Linked DNA regions of Homo sapiens: region 2 is linked to region 1. A link is a loop called in an ENCODE intact Hi-C map of the cell type or tissue named here. Cell type or tissue: heart left ventricle. All regions are shown on one strand. Links, peaks and the distances in the headings refer to the core of each region. The heading gives the core; the rest is flanking DNA. Region 1 has its middle 24 kb from the start of ADIPINT. Region 2 holds the start of COL15A1 (collagen type XV alpha 1 chain).

The links. A loop is a pair of places that touch in the nucleus more often than their neighbours do. Peaks named below come from ENCODE experiments on the same cell type or tissue, not always from the same donor. Only the 100,000 strongest peaks of a DNase experiment are listed, where the experiment ranks them.
Region 2: it touches region 1 in a loop (2.3-fold over the local background); 5 of 110 quality-filtered maps call a loop at or near these places.

Annotation. Positions count from the first base shown.
Region 1 is chr9:98,884,612-98,889,990 of GRCh38, forward strand. No RefSeq gene overlaps it. Among named protein-coding and RNA genes, the nearest start is that of ADIPINT, 24 kb to the right of the region's middle. In heart left ventricle, for the core only: no CTCF peak of the experiment used is centred there; no DNase peak of the experiment used is centred there; H3K27ac peaks cover 3,951 bases.
Region 2 is chr9:98,941,985-98,947,363 of GRCh38, forward strand. COL15A1 (collagen type XV alpha 1 chain) reads left to right here and starts at 1,923. Exons shown (of 42, transcript NM_001855.5): 1 at 1,923-2,088; 2 at 2,178-2,266. The coding sequence starts at 2,078. It overlaps COL15A1-AS1 (COL15A1 antisense RNA 1), which reads right to left and starts at 2,668. Exons shown (of 1, transcript NR_198999.1): 1 at 1-2,668. In heart left ventricle, for the core only: no CTCF peak of the experiment used is centred there; DNase peaks (open chromatin) are centred at 1,847 and 2,216; H3K4me3 peaks cover 4,720 bases; H3K27ac peaks cover 4,667 bases.

The DNA of each region.
Region 1 (5,379 bases), core at 236-5,235:
TATGTTTTCAATACTCCCGCTTCTCTGCAAGTCTGGACCGGCAGCGTCCAGGCCTTTTTCTCTTACCTGGAGTTAATCCTTTAGACTGTCATGATGCCATTTCTGTTCTTCTCTTCCTCTGTTATTTCCCGGGAAATGTGGATTTGAACAAGGTTAGACGAGTTTTCATATTGTAGAATTTCTCAGACCTTCTGATCTGCTAAGAATGGTCATGGTGACTTGCCAAAGTAAGGGGTTGTGTGTTTGCCATACCCTAAAATTACTTGATCTTTCCTGGACCCCTGCGGTTTATCTCTACCCTCTCCCCCATCCATTTTCCACGCTGAAGCCGCATACACCTCTGCTAACTGCAAAACTGCCCTCCCCATCCCTCCCCATGCTCCTCCTACCCCTCTGGCCTTCCAGTCCCTCTGACATGTGGTAAGATACACATGCCCTGCCAGGGTCCCCTCTGCCTGACTTCTCTATCACCAGCTGTGGCAGTGTCGGTTGCTGGTGCTCACAGCTGTCTCCTCTGGGAGCCACCTTACCAGGGAGGCCACATTCCCTGGAGCTCCAGAAGCATCTCATAACCAATATCTGACATGGTGCTTGCAGTGCCTTTTACTTATTTCTCTTTCTCTTTATTTTCCAATAGCTGGGACTACAGGTGTATACAACCATGCCCAGGTAATTTTTATTTATTTATTTATTTATTTATTTTTTTAGAGACAGGGTCTACCTATGTTTCCCAGGCTGGTCTTGGACTCCTGGCATATTAGTCTGTTTTCACACTGCTGTAAATAACTACCTGAGGGTGAGTAATTTATAAAGAGAAGAGTTTTAATTGACTCACAGTTCTGCATGGCTAGGGAGGCCTCAGGAAACTTACAATCATGGCAGAAGGTGAAGGGAAAGCAAGGTATATTTTACATAGTGGCAGAAGAGAGAGACAGAGAGAGAACAAGTGGGGGAGGTGACGCACTTTAAAACCATCATTTCTCATGAGAACTCACTCACTCTCATGAGAACATCATGGGGGAAACTGCCCCCATGATCCAATCATCTCCCACCAGGCCCCTCCTCTGACACGTGAGGATTACAAGTCGAGATGAGATTTGGTGGGGGACACAGAGCCAAACCATTATCACCTGGCTTCAAGTAATGCTCCTGCCTCAGCCTCCTGAGTTGTTGGCGTGAGTCACTGCTCCCAGCCCAAGATTTATCGTTGTTAAAAGGTCATCATGCTGGTGAGGAGATCAGAACCCAGGCATTCTGATACACAGCTGGTAGGAAAATAAGTTAGTACCACCATTTGAATATGGCCCTTTGGGGCAGAGAGTTTGTCTCTGTGTTCACCCCTGGATCTCCAGTGCCCAGAACCATGCCTGGCACTTGGGCATTCAATTAAAATTTGTTGAATGAATGTAAGACAATTTGACAATACATCATGAAGCTTAAGTTTTCATATCCCATTGTTTAGTAATTCCACTTCCTAAGGAAACTCTTAAAAATTAGAACAAAGATATTTGTATAAGGACATTCCTCACATTCATTTTTACACTCATAAAACTGGAATCAACCTAAGTGTCCACAGGATGGTGACTAGCTTAATTACGGCACATCCACACTGAGAAATCTGATATAATTGATAAAAATAACATATTCAAAGAATATTGGGCATATAGGATTATGCTATTGATAAATACTAAGTGAAAACAATTTAAAACTCTATATACAGTATAATCTTAATTTTGGGGGAAAAAAACCCAAATCACACTTGTTAATAGTGGGTTGCAGTGATTTTACTTATTTCTTGTTCCCTTTATTTGCCAAAATGCCCACAATGAATATGTGTTGCTTTTGTAGTCAGAAAAAAAAAAGCTTTGAAAAGGAAAGCATAGTTTATAACAAAATTGTGAGCAGCTAGGAAAAATGGGAATAACTTGTAATAGTATTTTTCCCACTAATACTTCATAATAGATCATTTTATGGTAGGTTAAAGAACATACCTCCTTATTAAATTGGCCTGGCTTTGTCTGGACAACAATGAGGATTAGATTTCATGAGACACTTTGCGTTGTTTTCATGCTCTTAGTGTATATTTTTCCATGACTTGGAAAATCTTAAAATACTGGCTCCACTTAAAAAAAAAAGTTTCACAACTCCTTTGACTGGAATTGATTTCTCCTGTGGCTCCAGGGTCTGTAAAAGGCATCAGGATGCCACAAGGCATTGACCTTTATTCTTCGCCTCGGTCAGAGAATTTCCCTATGACTGGCTCAAGGTTTCCAAGAGGAAGGCAATTAAATGACCTAGCACAATTGCATGGATCCTCGGCCCTGGGCTTATCTTGATTAGGAGGAAGTGGCTATCTAGTTGTTCCAAATTTAGAGCAGAAAAGAGCCGGATGTCTAAGACTATCACACAGAGAAAGCCTTAACCCATTGGGGCTTTTGCCCTACTCACCACTTCCCTGATATCTGGCTGTGTCCATCTTGACGCAGAGCACAGGGAGCTTTGGGTTACAATTTTCCCCTTCCCAGCAAGTCTGTCCTAGCTTCAAAGTCCACTGAGAGGCTCCTTTCTGTGCTAAGATTGAGAAGATGCTGGGCACATACCTCCTGAGAGATTTCGTGGCTTATGCTAAAGGTTCTGTCATCTCTAAGACTGAGTTCAGAATCCTGAGGCTGGTGGTCAAGACCCTTCACCATCTGGCCCCCTGCTGCCCCTCTCCCATTGTTCATCTCTACTACAGTGACAGAGAAGTGTTTATGAGAGTGAACTCCAGGGACTAGAAACAGATGTTGTCCCTGCCACCAGGAAGCTTACGGAATAGTAGGAAGGTAGAAATTCAGCACACGGAGGGGAGTACATTCGCAGCCCGGCAGAGATCTGGCCTTAAAGACCAGATTGGCTTCTTCCTAGTTGTATGATTTTGGACAAATTATTTTATACCTCTCTGTCTTTGCCATCTCATCTGTTAGAGGGGGATATTAATATTACTAATAATACCAAATTCATAAGATGTTTGTGAGCTTTACATTATTTGATATGTGTGAAGCACTCAGTACAATGTCCGCTATATACCTTTGTCCCTCAGTATCCATGGGGCATTGGTTCCAGGGCCCCTCCAAGGATACCAAAATTTAAGGATGCTTAAGTCCCTGGTATAAAATGGTGTAATATTTGCATAGAACATGTGCACAACCCCCAGATACTTTAAATCATCTCTAGATTGCTTATAATAGCAAACACAATGTAAATGCTATGTAAATAGTTGTTATACTGTATTGTTTAGGAAATAATGACAAGGAAAAGAGTCTGTACATGTTCAGTACAGAAGACACCATCCATTTTTCCCCCTGAATAATATTTTCAATCCACAGTTGGTTGAATTCACAGATGCAGAACCTGCAATATGGAGGGCCGGCTGTACTCAATGCTTAGTACATGTTAACTCTTAGAGAAAATTCATTCACTTAGAGAAAATTTGCTGAGCTCTGACTAGGTGCTGGGCACTGTGCCAGATGCTGTAAATTCCAAAGGGGATAATGCACAGTCCCTGGCGTCATTCCAAAAAAACCCCGTATTTTACTGATGGAGATGCAAATGGGAACGGACCAAGGTAGCATAGCTCCAGGCACCTTGTTCCAGAAACTCTGGTCTCCTCTCTTTTCCAAATGTGCCATGCACTTCCATGTTCTGTGCTGTTGTTCCTTTTCTCTAAAAAGCTTTCCCTTTTCCTCAGCCACTGAAAACATTCAAGATCTGGCTTATGGTGTGTCATCAACACCGTGAAGCCTTCCCTGACCCCCAAACCAGAATCATGGACTCTCCTGTGTCTCCATCGTGCTTTGTATAAACTCTCTGCCTCTCATCTTCCCCTCAGCCAGGGCTGGTCATTAGAGGAACATCTCCCAATAGGCTGGAAGCTCTTTGAAGGCAAGTTTTATGCTTCACTTATTTCCATGTCCCAGTGTCCAGCACAGGGCCAGGCACATTGTAGATGTTTAGGAAGTGTTTGTTGATTGAATGAATGAATGAAAGCACATCTCACATCATAGAATAAATTGCTGCACTGATAGTGAGGAGAGATGCTTCCTTTCCAGCATAATATTCTATGAGACCACAGAATTTGCTCTGCAAATAGTTGGGTTCCTTCTACTTATTCCATCTGCTGCTGTGAACAAGGCTAAGTTTACTTAATCATAGGTAAGTTGGAGAAAGTGCCGGCCCAAGGGGTCTGGCCTGAGCATGGCTTTCCAATTGTAATATTGTCAGGAGCATCCTGAAAGGGTTAAGACCCTTGCCTTGGTGCTGGTCTTGTGCCAGTCCATTTGGTGTTCACAGTGTAGAGATTATTTAACTGGAAATGGAAGCCAGTATTAAGGCCAATATTGCAACAGAAATAATTGAATGTAAAAACCACATGTGCTTTGGGGACTGGGACACAGAAATTTAATTTTAGTTTCCTCACTTATTTGTCGGGTGATGTAGGGAGGCTCTTTCCTCTCTCTGAACCTCATCCATTAAATGGGGATCATAGGAGGCTGGAGTTGGGGAGGTTGGACTGATCAATCTGTAAGTTCCTTCCGGCTGTGATATGCCCTGTCTGTCACTTCTATGATATCAGATAAATGAAAGGCCAACTGAAACAAATTGCTGGAAAGTGATGTGGAGGGAGTTCTGGGAGAGGATCCCAGTCCTCATGAGGTCAAGCTCATAGTTTAGGAACCAAAAGCTCAGAAATGCTCTGAAACCACAGACGATCAAATCCACCCACTGGAGATTCAGCACATATTTGCTCAAAATTGCAAACTAAAAGCAGACATTTTTGAGTTGTTTGGAGGATGCATGGCTAGACCTAACCTGGGCGGTGAGTGTACAGGGCAGTTCATGCAAATGGGAGAGACCCTGTCTGCTGTCTGGGACCTGCATCCTATTGGCGGGAAGGGCGTTCCTGGCCTGCCCACCCTGGCCATCAGGACATAAAGATTCCTTGCTTGGGTCTTGCTCAGGTACTGTGCTTTAAGAACCTGAATGTTCTTTTGACTCACTATTTTATAGAGACAGCAGCAGGGTCAGTTGAGAAGAATTGAAACCCACTCTCAGAAGTGACTTGCAGCGCATACTTTTTTGAAAAAAATTGAGAGGTAATTCACACACCGTAAAATTTGCCCTGTTCGAGTATCTAATTCAAGGGTTTTTAGCATATTCCCAAAGTTCTGCAATCATCTCTGCTGTCTAATTCCTGAATAGTCTCATCACTCCAAAAGATATATTGAGGCCAGGGGCAGTGGCTCACACGCCTGTAAGCCCAGCACTTTGGGAGGCCGAGGTGGGTGGATCACGAGGTCAGGAGTTTGAGACCAGCCTGGCCAATATGGCGAAACCCCG
Region 2 (5,379 bases), core at 262-5,261, 57 kb after region 1:
TTACATTCACAGGGAATGTGAACAGATTAGGAAAGAGGCCTCAAGTGGACAATTTTGTCGGGATGCAGTTCGCCTTATGTGTTAGCTCCACATGAGGCCAACCTGGTTCTCGAGCTGCTTTGGCTACTGGAGCCTCAATCCCTTAAGAGGTTGATCTAGGGTCCCCCCTCTGTCTTGCCAGTTGTCCCCCTCCACAGGCCGCAGCCCCGATGAGAATATCCACAACCTCTAATAATAGAAGCCAAAATCCAATGGACAGAGAGCACTGTGGTGTACCAGTAGGTGGTCCCATCAAGGGACTCACAGCCACCATTCAATTCAAGGTAGTTGTGTCCATTATCCAGGTGGAGAAATAAAAAATCAGACCAAGGGCAAGATTTGCCCAACTTCACCCTGCAGCCAGGGCCAGCATTGGACTGGAACCCAGACTCCTGATCTCCAGGCCAACCATCCCTCCTCTGAGCCCTCACCGCCCAGGCTGGCATGAACCCTTTCATATCCGAGTGCTCTGTGTCTCCACTGCGATTTTGCTCTTGAGGGTGGAGAGTGAGTCTAATCTTCTTGCTTACTGGCAGGCAGCATGGCTGAGTGGGGAGGAGCATGGGTGTTGCATCTGCCATTCATTAGCCTTGGAATGTTTTGAACCTCAGCTTTCTTATCTATGAAATGGGGATCATGACAGTATCACCTTTCCATGGCTGTTGTGGGTATTAAATGAGATAACACAGCTAAAGCATTTAGCAGAGGGCTTGGGACATAATCCACACCAAGTAAGCATTAGTTGCTTATATCCATTCCCATGCCATCTCCTCTGCAAGGCTAACTCACTTGGCAAGAGGTGACCCATCCTCTAGAGTGGAACTGAATCAAACACAGGAACTGACCACAGAGCCACGGCCCACTGTGGCTACTTGGTGCTTCAGGAAGAGAGGTTTCTAGTGTTTACCTGGCTTCAGAGCTGTCCAGGTCTCAGCCAACTTCAGCGGTGCCTCTTCTCACTCCAAGATCTCACACTATGTGCCGGGTGGTAATCTTAATAAAAAGCGACCATTGAGGGTTTACCCAGTGCCCTGCGATAAGCTCTGCACAGATGGGTTAGTCTGCCCTGAACCGCCTCACTCCCACTGAGGGCTTTCGGAGGCAGAGCCTGGTTCATGACCCCCACATCTCATCACAGGGCCTGGTGTGATGCCTCACCCAAGACTGTGCTCCTTCATTCATCCAGCGTTTATTGGCATCTCCTACTACCTGAGCTGTTTTAGGCAGGGAACAAAGCACAGATAAGCCCTCCTGGAGCTTACATTCTGATGAAGGGGGCAGGCAAGGTATACATAGGGAGGAAAGCCCTGGAATCCAGTACATTAAAAACTTTTATTAGGATTATCTCTGCTGCATTTAGTTGTATGTATCCCTTATGGCCCCCAGGCAGGTCCACTCCTGGGCATTCAAGTCGGTCCATGTGTCAGGCGTGCAGGGTGGGTCACAGCATCTAGGAGCTCAGTGCAGCTTGGGACTTTGGGACATACGCTCCACCTCTCTGAGCCTCAGTCTCCTTGTCCATCATATAAGGAAATCACTGATTCCAGCCTTCCTGGGCTGTGGAGAGGATTCCCTCAGCGGCTGTGAAAGAGTGCTTTCTTGCGGGTCAGCCCCGACAGGACAGACTTAAGGGCGGGAGGGAGCCCATCCCGCTTGCCCCAACGAACGCGGGCGCGGGGCTTTCCTCGCAGGTTACATAAGGCAGCCGCGGGTGGAGGCAGCAGAGGCGAGCGCACGTCCGTCGAGGGGGAAAGGGGCGTGGGGAGGCGGCCGGGGCGGCCGGTATCCCCCGGGCGTGAGTGCGCAGCGCGCGGGGGAGCGCAGGGCGCGGCGGAGTCGGGTTTCAGAGCGCGGGTGACTCGGGGCGCGGGCCGGGAGCCGGGATTCTGCCCGCCGCCGCCGCTGCCGAGCGCCGCCTTTGTTCCCTGCAGGAAGGGCGAGCGCGGCGGCCAGCGCTCAGCGACCCTTCGTCCTCCGCTAAGCTCCAACGCTCTGCTCGACTAGCCGCGCGCCTTCCGGGGCTCCGCAGACCCGCGAGATGGCACCAAGGTAAGACCCGCTTCTCTGCTTCCTCGCGTCCCGGGCCCCTCCAATACTCTTGCCCGCCTCACCTTTTCTCCCTCGGGCACATCTTGCAGGAGGAACAACGGGCAGTGCTGGTGTCTGCTGATGCTGCTCTCGGTCTCCACGCCCCTCCCTGCTGTCACCCAGACCCGCGGTGCGACAGGTAAGCAACCCGGTCGGAGGGTGGCACCGGCTGCCTCCGCGCCCGTGGGGGAAGTCGGTTTTGGCGGCGGACGCGGCTGCGATGCGTGCCTCATTCCTGGACATAAAAGGGAGTCTTGCCACTCAGTGCGCACTGGCGGTCCCGCGGGCGGCTACCTCCTGGCAGTGCAGGGGTTATAGCTGTGAATGGGATCCCTGGGCAGCTGGGGCGGTTGGAGCGTTGTCTGGGCACCCGAGATGTCTGAGCTGGGTGCGGAGCCTCCAATCTTAGGCAGAGAGGGACTTCAGAAACAGCGCCAGCGCCAGCGCCAACAGCCTCAGCGCACCCAGCGCCAGCAGCTTAGGTTGTGCGTGCTGGCTGGCTTCTGGTAAGGGCAGGTCTGGTGCCTCTCCGCACACAGGTGCGAAGCATGAACACCGGGAGGGACATCTGGGGCTTTTGCTGCTCAAGAAATAACGGAACTGAATTGCTCGGTTGCTTAACCCAGCTCTGAGTTACCTAAGCGGTCACGTCTATCATGGGCAGTGGCTCCACCGGTGGTGGAAAGAGCTGTGGCCTGGAAGCCAGAGATCTGATCCCTTCCGTTCCCCGGGCCTCAGTTTCTCCAGCAGAACTCAGGCGGTTGGCTGAATAGTAAGATATAAGTTAAAGTAGACCTAAGTTAAAATGGGCCTCGGTTAAGGTCAGACTGCCTGGGTTTGAACTGTGGCTGGCTGAGTGATCTTGGGCAATGGATTTCATCGCTCTGTGCCTCAGTTTCCCCATCTGAAAAAGGCGATTAATTAGACCATTTTACCTTCCTAGAAATGTTGTGAATATTAGAGAAATTAGAAATAATGTGCTTCCCATGATTCCAGTATATACTAGGCACAAAATAAGTGATAGAAATTACTGCTTGATTCTTGCAGTAACTATGTGTTGGAAAGCAATGCAAGTATTTTTATTTTTATTTTAGATTCAGGGAGTGGTCATGTGTGGTTTTTTACAAGGGTATATTGCACGGTGCTGAGGTTTGGGCTTCTATTAATCCCATCGCAATGCAGGTATTTTTATAACATTGAGGTTGAGAGAAGCTTAGAAAGTGGCCAGTCCAAAAGCCAGGACTTGAATCCAGGTCTGTAGGCTCTTGCCCTTGCTCAGCTCTTTCTCCATGCAGTTTTGCAGAAGAGCCATGCTTTCTATAGCTTCTGACCCCCTCCCCTTTGAATTTGGGGGATTAGTACACATCTTCAATTGAATAAGGGAACAGAAAGTCTAGGAAACAACCTCTAGTCGGCCCAAAGGAAACGGGATTGAGAAGGTGGCCTTGGTTAACTCTTTGTTTGCCTGAAGAAGCCCAAGACAGCCCATTGTCTCCTGGGCAACAAGACCCAAATCCGATGATAGCTTTTCCTGCCAGAGTGTCCAGCCTGGCATTTATTGCAGATCAAAGGGCAGCTGGAGTATAGTTTTAGCTTCTCAGCCCCATGGCTCATGTCAGAAAGTTGCAATTTTGCATATGATATAGGGCCCTGCCAACTCAGTGGCAGAGGCCAACTTTGGGTTCCATGGTCTTTTGTGAACTTTGCTGCAACTTCCAGTTTCCCAAAAGGAAGATGGATCTGGGGATAGGAACTTTGGTGTTTCTTTCTCCTCCTGTGTGTGTCTCTGGGATCCCTCAGTGTCAGGGCTGTTGTTTCTAACACAAAGGAAGCCCTATTCCCATTTATAATGTAAAAAGGGAGGGCCAGCAAACCTTCAGGAGCTGAGAACGGTCTAAGGAGGGCCATTTGCAACTGATGGGTTTTCAGTGCCCCTTTGGGGATGTGAAACGATTCCTAAAAATGTAAACTATCCTCCTGCAAACTGCATTTGTAATGCAATTTAATATCCCTAATACTTATAAAACACTTTGTATATCCAGGTGGAGGTGTGAACATGTTCATATTTCATTCATCCAATCCTTACAACCACTCCAGGAGGTGAGGACTGAGAACAGTTACTATCTCTGTTTTTCAGATGAAGAAACAGAGGTCCAAAGTCACAAGACTTCTAAGTGGCTGGGGTGGGATTTGAACCAGACAGTCTGACTCCAGAGTCCTTGCTCTTAACCATCCTAGTGTGTAGTTAGAAGAGCTTCACGGATGGAGAAGGCTTTAGGGGTTCCATGGTCTCCAATGAGCCCCACAATCTGAATGTCACAATTGTAACATGAGTCCATTGCATGGCATTGTGCAGTCTTCAAAGCACAATGTCACCTTCACCACGTCCCTGGAATCACCACCCAGCAGTGCTGAGAAGTAAATTGGGCTCTGTCTTACAGAGGGGATGTGACTTCCTCAAGGCCGCATGACTGTAACTGGGTAGATCCATAATAGCCCTCTCACGTCTGTGAACTTCTGGGCTGGTGCTGTTCCTTCCATAGGACCACTGCCCAACTGGCTATAAAAAACAATTGCCAAGACTTCATAGCACTATGAACCAGCAGTGTTTTAAGTGCCCTGCCATGAATGAGCTCAGTCAATCATCACAACAACCCCATGTCTTATCCCCTTTTACAGATGAGGAAACTGAGGCACAGTCTTTTGCCCAAGGGCATGTAGCCTTCAGTAATATAAGCACAATTTGAGCCCAGAGGGTCTGACTCCAGAATCTGTACTTGTAACCACTATGCTGTATGCTTAAGTGGGGTGGCTTCTGAAAGCATGTTTGTAAGTGGGCTGTTATGAGCGGAAATACATGTTCCCAACGATTTGGCAGTTTCTTAAAATGTTAAATATATACTTACCCTACAATCTAGAACTTCCACTCCTAAGTATCTACTTAAGGGAAAGGAAAGCATATGGCCACCCAAAAACTCATATGTATGTTCATAGCAGCATTATTTATAATGACCAAAACTGGAAATAAAGTTAAATTCACCATTAGCTGGTGAATAGATAAACAAATGAGGTGTATCCATTTAATGGAATACTACTCAGCAATAAAAAGGAATGAAGTATTGATCAATGCTACAACAACATGGATAAACCTTAATACCATTAAGCTAAGTAAAAGAAGCCAGACATTAAAAAGCAATACATTGTAAGAGTCCCTATATATGAGATTTCTGTAAAGGCAGAACCACAGAGACA